Regions from separate parts of the Homo sapiens genome. Here region 2 is linked to region 1. A link is a loop called in an ENCODE intact Hi-C map of the cell type or tissue named here. Cell type or tissue: PC-3. All regions are shown on one strand. Links, peaks and the distances in the headings refer to the core of each region. The heading gives the core; the rest is flanking DNA. Region 1 has its middle 160 kb from the start of TFAP2C. Region 2 has its middle 39 kb from the start of TFAP2C.

Region 1 (8,330 bases), core at 285-8,284:
TCTCCCAAGTTGCTGGGATTACAGGCATGCGCCACCACTCCTGGCTAATTTTTGTATTATCAGTAGAGATGGGGTTTCACCATGTTGGCCAGGCTGGTCTCGAACTCCTGACCTCAAGCGATCTGCCCGTCTTGGCCTCCCAAAGTGTTGTGATTACAGGCGTGAGCCACAGCTCCCAGCCTATTAACCTTTTTTTTTTTTTTTAACTGCATGTTGTCATCATCTTTTATGAAGCATCAGTCACTTCCATGGCTTCATATCATTACAGCAAAGTCTGTACTGGAGAATATTTCACCAGTTCTTTAGTGCTGAGCCTACAGGCTGCTTTCAACATTTCCCATATAAATGATGTGGAAATACATTTCTTTCCTTATACGTAGTTTCTAAATAATTCCTTAGGAATAAAAAAAATGCACATTTTAAAGGACTTTAATATGTATTCCAAAACTCAGAACAGTTGAATCTGTTTCTTTCCTCCAGTTGTGAGGGTACCATTTCTCCATTTGGCTAACACCGTGGGTTACCATTCTTTTCAAATATTGCTACTCTGAAAGAGATACGGAATGATGTCATTACAATTACAATTTCCACCTCCATTGCTTGATTCCTCATGAATCTAAACATTTCTCCTGCATGCATTGCCCACTTTTATTTCCATTTCTGTGATTTGCCTGTCATTTTTCTTTAGCCATTTTTATGACTCTATACGAGCTTTGTCTATTTTAAGAGGCTAAATACTTTGTCATGTAGGTTGGGAATATTTTTCCTCATTGTTTTATGTCTTTTAATTGTATTAGTGATGGTTTTTCGTGTCCAGGAGTTTTAAAAATTAATTATAATGAATACAAGTTGTATTTATTTATTGTATACAACATAATGTTTTGAAATGTGTATACCTGGTAGTGTGGCTAATTCAAGCTCATTAGCATATGCATTACTTCATATACTTATTCTTTGTGGTGAGAACACTTAAAATCTACTCTTTTCCTGATTTTCAAGAATATCTTGTTGGCTGAGCACGGTGGCTTACACCTGTAATCCCAGCACTTTGGGATGCCAAGGCCGGCAGATCATCTGAGGTCAGGAGTTCGAGAGCAGCCTGACCAACATGGTGAAACCCCATCTCTACTAAAAATACAAAATTAGCCGGGTGTGGTGGCACATGCCTGTAATCCCAGCTACTCAGGATGCTAAGGCAGGAGAATCACCTGAACCCAGGAGGTGGAGATTGCAGTGAGCCGAGATCGCGCCATTGCACTCCAGCCTGGGTGGCAGAGGGAAACTGTCTCAAAAAAAAAAAAAAAATCTTGTTATTAACTATAGTCTCCACGTAGTACAACAGATCACTTGAAGTTATTCCTCCTCTCTAACGGAAAATTTGTATCCTTTGACCACCCCCTGGCAATCACCATTCTACCTTCTGCTTCCATGAGTTCACTGTTCCAGGAATTTATTTTTATTATTAAAAAAATTATGGAACGTTTCACAAATTTGCATGTCATCCTTGTGCAGGGGACACGCTAATCTTCTCTGTATCGTTCCAATTTTAGTGTATGTGCTGCCGGAGCGAGCACAGTCCCTGGAATTTTGGATGCTTATGTTGACTCTTCATGTTTTCCCTGGTGGTGTCTGCCTTCATAAGCCTAGAAGGGCCTTCAGGGGAATGGGTTTGAGGGCCCATAGCCACAGCGGGACAGTTGAACGAATATTCAGAGCAAAGCAGATGACACGGAATTTATAGGGCGAATGAGATGGCCTCTGGCTTCACAGAAGCTGTGTCAGTCACTCGGCAATGCAGCCTGGGAGGTGGAGAGCCCTCTGTCTTTTCTTAACTTTTATAAGGGTCTCTGAGCAACTCATTATGTGCAGAAAGAGCCCTGGGTAGAATCCTGGACTCTGGCAGGGCTGCCTACTCACCATGGAGCCTCAGTTTCTTCATTTGTAAAATGAACGAATGAGCCAGGATCGCCTCCTTGGACCCCCTGACTGCTCATGACGTATGGCCTTAAATATGGCTCTAAATGTTACTCCCCATGGAGCCCTTTCTAGGTATCTCAGGCCAGAGTCCTCAAAGGAAAGACATAAAGATTTGACTATATGAACATTAACAATCCCTGGACGTCAAGAAACACCACAAATAAAATTAAAAGACAAAGAACAGACTAGGAACAATGTTTTCAACAATTACGTCATTCAGCCTCCCGACTCAGCCAATGGGTGGATGATTCCTGACTTTCCTCCCCCAGAGGGGTGGGGAAGGTGCAAGGTGACTTGGGAAGACAGCCAGCTTGGGGCACAGGGAAGGTGCTCAGTCGAGGCTTTTCATTTTCTTGAATGAATGAATGAGTGAGTGAATGAATGATGAAATCTGCATCCTAGGTACTGTGTATCTTCCTTTGAATTCTGCCCCATTTATTTTTATTTTTATTTTTATTGTTATTATTATTTTTGAGATGGAGTCTCCCTCTGTCACCCAAGCTGGAGTGTGGTGGCGCAATGTCAGCTCACTGTGACCTCCACCTCCCACGTTCAAGCGATTCTCCTGCCTCAGCCTCTTGAGTAGCCGGGACTACAGGTGTCTGCCACTGAGCCTGGCTAATTTTTGTATTTTTTGTAGAGACGGGGTTTCACCATATTGGCCAGGCTGGTCTTGAACTCTTGACCTCAGGTGATCCACCTGCCTCAGCCTCCCAAAGTGCTGGGATTACAGGCGTGAGCCACAACGACGGCCTATTTTTATTTTTATTTATTTATTTTTTAGATGGAATCTTGCTCTGTCGCCCAGGCTGGAGCGCGGTGGCGCAATCTCGGCTCACTGCAACTTGCACCTTCTGGTTCAAGTGATTCTCCTGCCTCAGGCTCCTGCGTAGCTGGGATTACAGGCGCCACTACCACACCCGGCTAATTTTGTGTATTTTTAGTAGAGACAGGGTTTCACCATGTTGGCCAGGCTGGTCTCGAACTCCTGACCTCAAGTGATCTACCTGCCTCAGCCTCCCAAAGTGCTGGGATTACAGGTGCGAGCCACTGAATTCTGCCCTATTTAAATGAAGAGAAGACAGATCCTCGACCACAAAGAGAAAGTGGTTCGCTTCTGTTGCTTACTGTGGGGTTGGCGCTGTGGAACGTCCCAGCCTCCTCTGAATTCATCTGGAAAACGGGTTTAAAAATTCTTACTTCCCTGCCTCCTGCCTCCTCCCTAGAACGGACGTCAGTTGGGATGAATCAGAGCCTCGGTATTTTGGCTCAGCCGTTGTTTTGGCAATAAGAATGATTAAACAGATAGTTTATTTATTTTACTCTCATCTTCTGTACCCACATCTCTGGAAGAGCTGTGTTCATAGGTGTGGAGACAAGTAAAGAGCTTTCTGACGAGTCAGAAGCTGGTCATGGGAAGGAAATGAGGGCATCTCCTAGGTAAAGGAATTTTTATTTTCTCACTGGATTTCTTCTCACTTTAAACTGGTTCTTTTGTGTTCTTACTTGGCTGGGAATGTCTGGAAGTCAGCACTCCAGCTGCTGAACTCCAGAACTCAGAAAAGATGCACATAAATAGACTTTGGTTGCAGCATGAAATATTGGGTTAGACATCAAGAGGGACTTTCTAGTCAATGAGATTGTGTAGGCAGAGGAAGAAATGGAGGAAAATCATAAAACTTTCTACTCTGTGGGAAAGGTAGTTTTCTGGGAGGCACTCCAGCGCCTTTGGGTGAGACCTTGTGCCACGTTCCCGGAGGCCTGGGTGGCAGCAATGAAAGGAGGAAGTGAATGCAGCCCTGATGGCAGGCTACTGAGGACAACGCAGCACTGCTCTCCCATTTTACAGCTGCAGAAACCGAGGCAAGATCCTGCAACAAATATTTACAGAAGGTGTCTGCATGCCAGCCTTATTCTGAGTTCTGAGGACACCGCAGTGAGGGAGGCAGAGTACTAGCAAACAAGGTCATGAATATGGAATGTGATATTGTGCAATGATGGGGCTGGACAAGGAAGTGAGCGGTAGGGAGGGATGGAAGCTGCTGTTGAAAGAATGGTCAGGGAAGGCCTCTTTGGGGCAGGGTCATGTGAGATGAAATGACTCACCCAGGGTCATTTAGACCCCAGATACAATTGAGTCTGCTTCCCTGGCTCCTAGTCAGGGGTTCCTCCAGGGTGTTTTTGGGCCTAAGTAACAGAAAACCCAACTCAAAAAGGCTTACGCCAAGAAAAAAAAGTTTGTCTAAAAAAATCCAAGGGTAGAACTTGTTTCAGGAATGTCTTGATCCAGGATCTCAAATCACATTGCCAAGCCCTGCCCTCTCTTATGTCTCTGCCTCTTCCACAAGGGTTCTAACTCCCAGGCTCCCTGTGGGAGCAGGAAGGTGACAGTGTTTCCAGGCCCACGGCTCCCAGGTTCAAGCTGGCAAGAAAGAGCTGCTCCATCCTCATCCATTTGAACAAAAATGCTGGGCCTGACTCCCTCAGCCAGGTTTGGGTAACAGACCCGCTTTCTGAACCAATGGGAATAGCTAGGGGGATTTTCTGCATGGACTGGGCAGGCTGTGTCCCAGGCCCATCCTGGAGCCCTGGGCTGTGGGAAGGGAGGGAGCATCCCCAGGTGAAGTTTTGACCCTTGTTAGCAAAGGAGGAAGGATGATTCAGGCCGGCCCCAACCTAGCCATGAAAGTGCTGCCTGGCCCCCTCTCTGTACTGTGTCCACATCCATCATTTCCCCCAGGCTTTATTGAGCACCTGCTGTGTGCGTCCATCTCTGTTTCCCAGAGCTTAGACTTCAAGGTATAGGAATTGTTTTGTTTTCATTTTTTTTTATAATCCTCCAAGATCTTCCAGTCTACTTGAAGAAACAAAAGCCACATCCTGTTTTTTATCCTGTCTTTTTGTGGCTTGCTCATGGCATGAATTTTCTAGCTGTCAACAAAGGGAGGGGCGCTTTTGGGCTGGAGGAGTCAAGAGGCCTTCAGGAAAAAGGAGGGCTTTTGATACATTTTCTTTCTTTCCTTCCTTTCTTTCCTTCCTTCCTTTCTTTCTTTTCTTTCTTCTTTCTTCTTTCTTTCTTTTTTTTTTTTTTGAGACAGAGTCTTTCACTGTTACCTGGGCTGGAATGCAGTGGCCTGATCTCAGCTCACTGCAAACTTTGCCTTCTGGGTTCAAGTGATTCTCCTGCATCAGCCTCCCCAGTAGCTGGGATTACAGGTGTCTGCCACCACATCCAGCTAATTTTTTGTATTTTTAGTAGAGATGGGGTTTCACCATGTTGGCCAGGCTGGTCTCGAACTCCTGACCTCGTGATTTGCCCGCCTTGGCCTCCCAAAGTGTTGGGATTACAGGCGTGAGCCGCCACGCCTGGCCCAGTGCATTTTCAAGGGTGGCTTATATCAGGAGAAGGTTGACAGAGGCTAGAACTTGATAGTGCATGCAGGCTATGGTGAGCGGGACACACACCGTGTGATTATGACTTTTTGGGATGTGTGGTTAAAATGTGTGTAGTTCTTGAACCACTGAGGTTTATAAGATTATAAGGCAGGACACAGGCACATGTTTATCTTAGTAGTCAGGTATTTATTCCAAGTTTATGTTAGAAGCAACTATGTTATTAACTTATCAGACCTGGATAACATTGTTCAGGATGAAACTAAAATTAACAAAAAATAAAAGTGGCAGGGAGTCCATTTAAACAAATATCATACATATAGGTGGTAGCAGACATGGCAAAAATGTTGTTATGAGAATGAGTAAGGCTGGGCGCAGTTGCTCACGGCTGTAATCTCAGCACTTTGGGAGGTCAAGACGGGCGGATTGCTTAAGGTCAGGAGTTCGAGACCAGCCTGGCCAACATGGTGAAACCCCATCTCTACTAAAAATACAAACATTAGCCAGGCATGGTGGCGCATGCCTGTAATCTCAGCTACTCGGGAGGTTGAGGCAGGAGAATCACTTGAACCCAGGAGGCGGAGGTTGCAGTGAACAGCGGTCCCGACCCTGCACTCCAGCCTTGGTGACAGAGCAAGACTCCATCTCAAAAAAAAAAAAAAAAAAAAGTAAGTTTTGGGAAATGCTGGTCTAGCCCTCAGATTCTGGAAGCAGAAAGACATGGATTCAAATCTCAGACCCACCCCACATGTACAGTGAAGCTTTGGGCCAGCTGCTTCACCTTTCTAGCCCTCAGTTTTCTGACCAGTAAAATGGGGCTGAGAATGGGATAGGAGCAGTCTCACGGGAGATGTTCAGGAATCTCTGAGATGTGGTTATGTGAAATGCCTCTTCTCCAAGGGGACATTCAGTAAGTTAACTCTCCATAATCTGGATTATTTTTCCCAGGAAAGAAAGAAAAAAAAAAAAGGCCGTCCAGCTACATGTGCAGGAAGTGCAAGGGCCAGAGGTGGGAAGGAATGTGGCAGGTTAGGGAGACTGCTGCAGTGGGGTGGGGTGGTCCCTGCAGGAGAGAGCAGGGATGGTGTTGTGTCAGGGAGGAGAGGATTTGCAATTTTACAGGAAACCTATGGAGTAAATAAGCCTCCTCTGGGACTACATGTGGTACCTTGGAGGACGGGCTTACCTGTTTCACCCAAATCTCTTTTTGCTCCCAGCAGACCTCTGAGCGCCACTGTCCACCGCAGCCTGGGGCTGGGCTCATCTCTCCCCCATCCAGAGCTTTCTGTGCAGACAGATTCTGGTGAACCTGGGTTGGGCTCCATAGATTTAATCTATGTTGTTTATCTTTTAAACACCATTAACCACAAATTAGCTGATTCTTTTGTGGCTATAAATTAATAGATTCCATTAGTGAACAGCAAATTACAGGATGATTACTTTTCCTCCCTGAACTTGGAGCTTTTTTTTATAGCTTTTTGAGAGGGTTTGGTTCTGTCCTCTTCCTGCTGCCGCTTTCCTATCTAGGTTCTTTGTTCATTGGACCAAATCTTCTGAATGGCCCGGGAGGCTGAGAGTGGGTGACATGGACTATCTTTGTAATGAGGTTATAAGCCTGTTCGCTTTGCAGAAGCAAAACTGACTGGAGGTTTGTTTTCAAGAGAATTTTTGTTTCAATCACAGACCAAACCAGCAAAGTTGCCACCTCCTTTTACTCCTGCGTATAACATAAACACATCGTATTTGCTTTTTCTTCCATAGCTTTGTTACTTCTGAGGCCTCATTCTGGTAAATACTGGATAATCTTTTCTTTCTATCCATCTGTCTATCCATCCATCGATTCCCTTATCCATCCATCCTCCTCTATCCATCTGTCCACCCATCCATTCATCTACCCTTCCTCCCTCCCTCCCTTCTTTCCTTCCTTCCTTCCTTCCACCTGTTCCTGTTCCTTCATCCTCCCATTAAGACACAGCTGCCCCTACAAAGCTCAGCTGAGGGTCTGGCTGGAGCTGCCAGGAGGGGCACTGATCCCACTACATCCATCTGCCACGTCCTAAAGCATTCGGGTAGTGACATCGGGCTAATTTTTGGAACCCGTAGCTGCACACCTGTTATAGGATGGCAACCAATGTGCTCTCAGGTGCTAGGCAGGTAACTTAAACAACTAGGTAGGTAGGCAAAAATAAGTCTCAGGGCTTCAGTGAACTGTGGGGTTCAAACCACTCCTAAGACTTTCTAATTCAAATAAAAAATAATTTTTTTTTTTGTTTTTGAGAAAGGGTCTCACTTTGTTGCCCAGGCAGGAGTGCAGTGGCATGATCATGGTTCACAGCAGCCTTTGTCACCTGGGCTCAAGTGATTCTCTCACCTCAGCCTCTTGAGTAGCTGGGACCACAGGTATGAACCACCAAGCTCAGCTAATTTTTGTATTTTTTGTAGAGACGGTTTCACCATGTTGCCCAGGCTGGTCTCAAACTCCTGAGCTCAAGCAATCTGCCCATCTCAGCCTCCCAAAGTGCTGGGATTACAGTTGTGAGCCACTGCTTTCAGCCAAAATGCAGTATCTTTAGAGTTTGGGGTTGGGTTTGTGACTTTTGACATATCAATCAGAATTCTTTAGTTGCAAGCAACAGAAATGGACTCTTCTAGGCTGAATAATGCCTCCCCCACCCCCACCAAAGATGTCTATGATCTCATTCCTAGAACCTGTGAATCTTACCTTACAAAGGGACTTTGCCGATATGGTCAAGTTAAGGATTTTGAGATGAGGAGATTATCCTGGATTATTAAGGTGGGCCCACGGAATCGCAAGGGTCCTTGCGAAGGGGAGGCAGGAGGGTCAGTCCAGAGTAGGAGATGTGCTGGAGGCAAGGAAGGAGCCAGGAGCCAGGGAAAGCAGGCGGCCTTTGGAAGCCGGGAGAGGCAAGGAAACAGATTCTCTCCACTGTTTTCAGCAA
Region 2 (8,330 bases), core at 201-8,200, 120 kb before region 1:
CTTTGCATGGAGAATGAACCACTGTGGGTAAGAGTGGAAGCCGGGAGCCTGGTAGGAAGCCACACAGGCGCTGAGGCAAGAGATGGTGGCTCATTGGCTGGTAGGAGCCATGATGGAGGGCCAGAAAGACCTGGGAAGTATTTTGAAGGCGGAGCTGACAGAACTTGCTGATGAGTTGGATGGGCTCAGGAGCAGGGTGAGGAATCAAGAGGGGATGATGTAAAACTCCCAGGATTGGGCCTCAGCAAAGTTTACCAAGTCAGAAAAGGCTCAATAAACCAGCTGTGTGCAAGTAAGACCATGCAGGGAGGCCTAGGGAAGGAAATTTCCATGGGAGATGCTCTTGGTGTCATTTAGATGGGTCCCAAGTTGTTCAGGCAGGGCCCTGTGGCTGGTGCTTCCCTGGAGCTGGCCTGTCTTGGAGCTCCAAAGCCTACGATGGATGGGTTTTATGGTGGCTCTGAAGACTGGGACCTCCACTTGCCCCTGACACACCAGGACAGGGGATGGGGGAAGCTGCATTCTGGGTGGGGCTGGCATTGTCTAGCTCACAATAAAAATTCCTCAAGTTAAAGTAATCAGAGGAGGTAGGACAGGGCTGTGCCCAAGGGTGAGGCTCATTAGAGCTTTATTGACTGTCAACATTGACAGGAACCTTGGAGGTCATTAGCCAAGCAGTTGATTTGGGGAAAAAAAAGTTTAAATGGCAAATTATGCCATTTAAATAATTATTTAAAAGGATTAACATAACAACAGATTTTATTTTGTTTTTTTTTTGAGACAGAGTCTCACTCTGTTGCCCAGGCTGGAGTGTAGTGGCACAGTCTTGGCTCACTGCAACCTCCACCTCCTGGGTTCAAATGATTCCCCTGCGTCAGCCTCTCGAGTAGCTGGGATTACAGGCATGCACCACCATGCCCAGCTAATTTTTATATTTTTAGTAGAGACGGGGTTTCACCATGTTGGTCAGGCTGGTCTCGAACTCCTGACCTCAGGTGATCCGCCCGCCTCAGCTTCCCAAAGTGCTAGGATTATAGGCGTGAACCACTTGCTCCCAGCCCAGATATTGTTTATTAAGCACTTAGTATGCACCAGGGTCCAGGCCAAATGTTTTACATCCATTATTACTTTTTTTTTTTTTGAGACCGAGTCTCACTCTGTCGCCCAGGCTGGAGTGCTGTGGCATGATCTCAGCTCACTATGACCTTTGCCTCTTGGGTTCAAGTGATTCTCCTGCCTCAGCCTCCCAAGTAGCTGGGATTACAAGTGCCTGCTACCATGTCTGGCTAATTTTTGTATTTTTAGTAGAGACGGGGTTTCATTGTGTTGGCCAGACTGGTCTCGAACTCCTGACCTCAAATTATCCGCCTGCCTCAGGCTCCCAAAGTGTTGGGATTACAGGCACGAGCCACCGTGCCCGACCATTATTACATTTTAATCCTCCAAATAGGCCTCCAGGGAAGTACTGTCATCATCTGTCTAGTAACTGCAGTTCAGGAGCCCCATGGTTCCCTAGCTGCGATGGGGTCCCAACGGCCGCCCTCTGACTCCTGGAAATGGAATTGGAGCCTCCAGGGAGAGTTTACAAAAATGAGACCCAACCAGAGGGAGTCACTTTGTGACCAAGATACTAAAGACAAATTAAGAATCTTGGGTATGCTGGGCGTGGTGGCTCACGCCTATAATCCCAGCACTTTGGGAGGCCGAGGTGGGTGGATCACGAGGTCAGGAGATTGACGCCATCCTGGCCAACATGGTGAAACCCCTTCTTTACTAAAAATACAAAAATTAGCTGGGCGTGGTGGTGCTTGCCTGTAATCCCAGCTCCTTGGGAGGCTGAGGCAGGAGAATCACTTGAACCCAGGAGGCGGAGGTTGCAGTGAGCTGAGATTATGCCGCTGCACTTTAGCCTGGTGTTAGAGCGAGACTCTGTCTCAAAAAAAAAAAAGGAAAGAATCTTAGACATGTCACTGACAGCCCAAGAGGGGCCTTAGTTGAACAGAACTAAGGCTTTTGTTCATCCCACACAGCATGTTGGCCCCCAGAGACACTGACCCCAGAAGCCCTTCCAGCAGCCCCACACAAGGGCTGGGTCTCCAGCTCTTGCCAAGTTAGATTAATATATTCTTAATTTTATCATTCTAAATCCTTTAAAAATTTTTCTTAATTTAATTTTTTTTTTTTTTTTTGAGACAGAGTCTCCCTCTGTTGCCTAGGCTGGAGTGCAGTGGCGTGAACTCAGCTCACTGCAACCTCTACCTCCAGGGCTCAGGTGATCCTCCCACCTTAGCCTCCCAAGTAGCTGGGACTACAGGTGTGCAATACCATGCCTGGCTAATTTTTTTGTAGAGATGGGCTTTCATCATGTTGCCCTGGGTGGTCTCAAACTCCTGGGCTCAAGCAATCCACCCACCTCGGCCTCCCAAAGTGCTGGGATTACAGGCATGAGCCACAGCACTTGGCCAGTATTCTGTTTTTGTTTTTGTTTGGAGGCAGAGTCTCACTCTGTCACCCAGGCTTGTGTGCAGTGGTGCGATCTCGGCTCACTGCAACCTCTGCCTCCTGGGTTCAAGTGATGCTCCTGCCTCAGCCTCCCGAATAACTGGGACTACAGGCATGCATCACCACATCCGGCTACTTTTTTTGTATTTTTTTGTAGAGATGGGGTTTCACCATGTTGGTCAGGCTGGTCTCGAACTCCTGACCTCAAATGATCCACCTGCCTCAGCCTCCTAAAGTGCTGGGAATACAGACGTGAGCCACTGCGCCTGGCCTCTGGCTAGTATTCTGCATTCTTGACAGTCTGATAGATGGAAAAATATCCCTATGGCAATGAATACACTTTAAAAACATACGGAATGTCGGTGGGCCACTCTTGCCCTCTCCCCAACTATCTTTAGTGGTGGGCTTCAGGCTCCGGGCACCCTCTATTTTGTTTCCTAGCATGAGTACATTCATGTAGTCATTGAACACCTCTTTAAACTCTGTGTTCGCTTCAGCAGCACATATACTAACATTGGAACAATAGAGATCAGTATGTTCCCTGTGCAAGGACGACATGCAAATTCATGAAGCGTTCCGTGTATTTTTAAAATTTAATATATTAAAAAAATTTAAAACTCAATAGAGTGTCTGTTGTGTGCCAGACACTGTTCTGGGTGCTGAGGACACAGCAGAAAGAGATTGGCCCTCAGGCGGTTCATCCTGGTGAGGACCCAGACAGCTCACACAACGGACGTGTAAAATGCACTGAGTGTTCCCAGGGTGAGAAGTGCTTTGGAGAAAAAATTAAAAGGGGCAGGAATGTGCATTTCTGGGGCTTCGGAAAGTTTCATGGAGGGGAGGGGAGGGGAGGGAGCAAGTGTAGAAGAAACAGAAGTCTAGGAAAAGGGTACAAAGTGCAAAGGCCTGGAGATGGGGACCGTGCCCAACAGATTGGAGGAACAGCTGGGATAGCTGAGGCTGCAAAGCAGGGACTAGGAGGGCTGTGGGACCTCATGGCCCCTGGGAAGAAGTCTGCCTTTTGCTCCAGATGAGGTGGGGACCTTTGAAGGTTGGGACAACAGGGATGAGACCTGACATTTTCACCAGGATCACTTTGGCTACTGTCTTGTACATTGACTGTAGGGGGTCAAGGTCAGAAACTCAAGACAGTTGGAGGCTAGAGAAATCATCAAACAAAAGATGGTGGTGAGTTGGTGTGCTGGGTTCAATAGTTTTTCTCCCAAATTTATGTCCACCTGGTATCTCAGAATGTGACCTTGTTTGGTCTTAGAGTCTTTGCAGATGTAGCTAAAGATCTCAAGATGAAATTATCCTGGACTTAGGACCCACCCTAAATGACTGATATCCTCATAAAAAGGGGAAGCCACAGAAAGATACACAGAGAGAGGGGATGTGAAGACAGAGCCAGAGATGGCAGTGATGCCCAGGAACTGGTGTTCCTGGCAGAAGCACCAGAAGCTGGAAGAAGCCAGGAAGGGCCCTCCCCCAGAGCCTTCAGAGGGAAAGCAGCCCCGCCCATACCTTTATTTCAGACCTCTAGCCTCCAGAACCCTGAGTGAAAAAGATTCTGTTGTTTTAAGCCATCAATTTTGGACAATTTGTTACAGCAGCCCCAGGAAATGAATACACTTGTGCCAACACAAGAGTAGAGGAGAAGGTGAAAATTGGTCCGTCAGAGTTGGGATATATTTTGTAGGTAAAGCCAAGAGGATTTGCTGAAAAATAGGAACAAGAGAACAAGAAGAGTCCAGGCTGGCTCCAGGGTTTTTGCTCTGGGCATCTGGCAGGCTGACTGGGTATCAGAAGGGCTGTTTGGGACTGGGCATGGTGGCTCACGCCTATAATCCCAGGACTTTGGGAAGCTGAGGCTAGAGTTTGAGCTCAGGAGTTCGAGACCAGCCTAGGCAACATAGGCTCTACAAATAATACAAAAATTAGCCAGGCATGGTGGTGAGCGCCTGTAGTCTCAGCTACTTGGGAGTCTCAGGTGGGAGGATCCCTTGAGCCCAGGAAGTCAAGGCTGCAGTGAGCCGTGATTGAGCCACTGCACTCCAGCCTGGGCAACAGAGTGACAGCCTGTCTCAAAAACAAAACACAAAAAGCAAACAACAATAACAAAAGAGCTGTTTATGAAAGAAGAGAACATGCTGCCCTTTGGATAAATTAAGTTGCCTGTGAGACATCTAAGTGGAAGCCAGCTGTGCATACATTTTGTTTGTTTGCTTAAGGACATATCTTAAAATCTTTCCATGTCAACCTATAAAGAAATGTCTCATTTTTTTTGTTGCTGTGTATTTCATTATATGCATAAACCATCTTTTTTTTTTTTTTTTTTTTTTTTTTTTTTTTTTTGAGATGGAGTTTCACTCTTGTTGCCCAGGCTGGAGTACAATGGCATGATCTCAGCTCACTGAAACCTCTGCCTCCCAAGTTCAAGCAATTCTCCTGCCTTAGCCTCCCAAGTAGCTGGTATTACAGGTGCCTACCACCATGCCCAGCTAATTTTTTTGTATGTTTAGTAGAGACAGAGTTTCACCATGTTGGCCAGGCCGGTCTCGAACTCTTGACCTCAGGTGATCCCTCCGCCTCCACCTCCCAAAGTGCTGGGATTACAGGCTTGAGCCACTGTGCCTGGCCAAACCATCTTATTTAACCAGAATTAGGCACGTTTCCAAATGCTAAGCTGGATGAGTCTGTCTGTGATAGTTTGTTCTTCCACTGAAATCAGTACTTACTAATTTTTCTTTTTTTTTGAGGTGGGGTCTCGTTCTGTCACCCAGGCTGGAGTGTAGTGGCACAATCAATGCTCACTGTAGCCTCGACCTGCTGGGCTCAAATGATCCTCCTGCCTTATCTTCCTGAGTAGCTGGGACCACAGGCACACACCACCATTCCCTGCTAATTGGTTTTTCATTTTTTTGTAGAGATAGGGTCTGGCTGTGTTGCCCAGGCTGTTCTCAGACTCCTGAGCTCAAGCAATCTTCCTGCCTCTGCCTTCCAAAGTGCTGGGATTACAGGTGTGAGCCACTGCACCTGGCCAGTGCTTGCTAATTTTTGAGCACTTGCTGTGTGCCTGCTCCTGAGAGGAATGGCCTCACAAAGGAGACGGTTTAGTGTGGTGGCCACGGTGTTCCAGTTTCAGACCATCACCTTCTATGAAACAGGGCTGCGGCCGGGCGCGGTGGCTATGCCTGTAATCCCACCACTTTAGGAAGCTGAGGAGGGTGGATCACCTGAGGTCAGTAGTTCAAGACCAGCCTGGCCAACATGGCAAAAACCTATCTCTACTAAAAGTACAAAAATTAGCCAGGTGTGGTGGCACATACCTGTAATCCCAGCCACTCAGGAAGCTAATGCAGAAGAATCCCTTGAACCTGAGAGACGGAGGTTGCAGTGAGCCAAGATTGCACCACTGCACTCCAGCCTGGGTGAAAGAGTGAGACTCCGTCTCAATAAATAAATAAACACAAAGAAAAATAAAAATACAAAATTGGCCAGGCGTGGTGGCACATGCCTATAATCCCAGCTACTTGGGAGGCTGAGGCAGGAGAATCGCTTGAACCTGGGAGATGAAGGTTGCAGTGAGCCAAGATTGCACCACTGTACTCCAGCCTGGGTGAAAGAGTGAGACTCCGTCTCAATAAATAAATAAATAAAAATAAAAATACAAAATTGACCAGGCGTGGTGGTGCATGCGTGTAATCCCAGCTACTTGGGAGACTGAGGCAGGAGAATCGCTTGAACCCTGGAGGCAGAGGTTGCAGTGAGCTGAGATTGCGCCACTGCACTCCAGCCTGGGTGACGAGGGCGAAACTCTGTCTCAAAAAACAAACAAACAAAAAATCTAGGGCTGCTATGTCATCTAAAGACATACCCAGCACAAAGCCCCAAGCTCAGCCTTTGAAACAGGCATTGTACACGTGGAGTCTTTGCTACTATTTCTTATGTAACTGTGTTCCAGAGGCCTCAGACATGAGAGGTGTTCTGTGGGTACCAATTCCATCTTCCCTGAAAAATGACTTGCCTGGTCCAGCAGCTCCCTTTTGGGGGTTCCTAGTCTTTCCCAGCACATGGAGGGCTCTGAGAAATTCTGCACTCAAGACAGTTTTGCTTATCCAAGTGTTACTCAAATATGTTTGAAGACATCACTCAATTCCTCCTCCTTCCCACAATTGCATTCAACATCTCAAGAGACCAGAGCCTGACAGGCTGAGAAAAACTGGCTTTGGTTGACACATCAGAGACTAGAAAAAAGATCCCCAAAACCAGGTTTATGTTATTTTTTCAATGAGTGATGACCCCCCGTCTTAGGTGGAATCTCTTTGGAGTCTCAAATTTTTTCTCCATTTTTTACTTGGAGATGATAAAATAGTCTCTGCCAGATCACCAGGCACTGTCTCTCTGGGGCCTCCCAGCCATCCCTCTATTTATCTCATGGGGCAAGGGGGCCCAGTATGCAAATTAAATAGTACCCATTATGCCAATTAAATAGCACCCTACCCAAAGAGCTGTCTCCCAAGGATGGAAATAGGAGCTAACTTGGGTCTCTCAGGAGAACATTTTTGCCTTGGAGGATTTCAAGGTTTACTCTCGGGTATCAGAATGTAAAGGGAATGGCTTTAAAACTATAGCACTCGAAAAAACTTTTTGGGTGATGGAATTTTTTTTTTTTTTTTTGAGACAGAGTCTTTTGAGACAGCCTGCTCTGTCGTCCAGGCTGGAGTGCATTGGCATGATCTCTGCTCACTGCAACTTCCGCCTCCCAGGTTCAAGCAATGCTCCTGCCTCAGCCTCCCAAGGAGCTGGGACTACAGGCACCCACCACCACGCCTGGCTAATTTTTGTATTTTTAGTAGAGACGGGGTTTCACCATGTTGGCCAGGCTAGTCTCCAAGTCCTGACCTGCCTCGGCTTCTCAAAGTGCTGGGATTACAGGCGTGAGCCACCACGCCCTGCCAGGGGTGATATAAATATTTAAAAATGGGATTATGATAATGATTATGCATATGCAAAAAATATTAAAAGTCACAGAATTGTGCATTAACAATGGGTGAATTTTGTGATATGTAAATTATACATCAAAAAAGTTTATTTTTTTTTTATTTTTGAGATGTGGTCTCACTCTGTAATCCTCTGTCATCCAGGCTGGAGTGCAGTGGTGCAATCTCAGCTCACTGCAACCTCCACCTTCCAGGTTTAAGCCTGCCTCAGCCTCCAGAGTAGCTGGGACCACAGGAGTGTGCCACCATGCCCGGCTAATTTTTTTTTTTTTTGGAGACAGAGTCTCATTCTGTCACCCAGGCTGGAGTGAAGTGGCACAATCTCGGCTCACTGCAGCCTCTGCCTCCCAGGTTCAAGTGATTCTTTGCCTCAGCCTCCCGAGTAGCTGGGATTCCAGGCACCTGCCACCAGGCCCGGCTGATTTTTGTAGCGGCTAATTTTTTGTAGAGATGAGGTTTTGCCGTGTTGCCCAGGCTGATCTCAAGCTCCTGAACTCAAGCGATCCACCTGCCTTGGCCTCCCAAAGTGCTGGATTATGGGTGTGTACCACCACGCCTGGCTAATAAAGTTGTTTTTTAAAAAAACAAAAAGATTAAAAGTCAGGGCTGGGCACAATGGCTCAAGCCTGTAATCCCAGCATTTTGGGAGGCCTAGGCGGGAAGATCACCTGAGTCCAGGAGTTCAAGACCAGCCTGGGCAACATGGAAAGACTGCGTCTCTTTTTTATTTTTGGAGATGGAGTTTCACTCTTGTTGCCCAGGCTGGAGTGCAGTGGCGCGACCTTGGCTCGCTGCAACCTCCGCCTCCTAGGTTCAAGCGATTCT

The links. A loop is a pair of places that touch in the nucleus more often than their neighbours do. Peaks named below come from ENCODE experiments on the same cell type or tissue, not always from the same donor. Only the 100,000 strongest peaks of a DNase experiment are listed, where the experiment ranks them.
Region 2: it touches region 1 in a loop (10-fold over the local background); 1 of 110 quality-filtered maps calls a loop at or near these places.

Annotation. Positions count from the first base shown.
Region 1 is chr20:56,784,514-56,792,843 of GRCh38, forward strand. It overlaps the pseudogene RNU6-929P. Among named protein-coding and RNA genes, the nearest start is that of TFAP2C, 160 kb to the left of the region's middle. RefSeq lists enhancers at 3,848-4,607, 4,608-5,366. In PC-3, for the core only: no CTCF peak of the experiment used is centred there; DNase peaks (open chromatin) are centred at 3,298, 3,978 and 4,888; H3K4me3 peaks cover 686 bases; H3K27ac peaks cover 4,115 bases.
Region 2 is chr20:56,664,444-56,672,773 of GRCh38, forward strand. It overlaps the pseudogene RNU6-1146P. Among named protein-coding and RNA genes, the nearest start is that of TFAP2C, 39 kb to the left of the region's middle. In PC-3, for the core only: no CTCF peak of the experiment used is centred there; no DNase peak of the experiment used is centred there.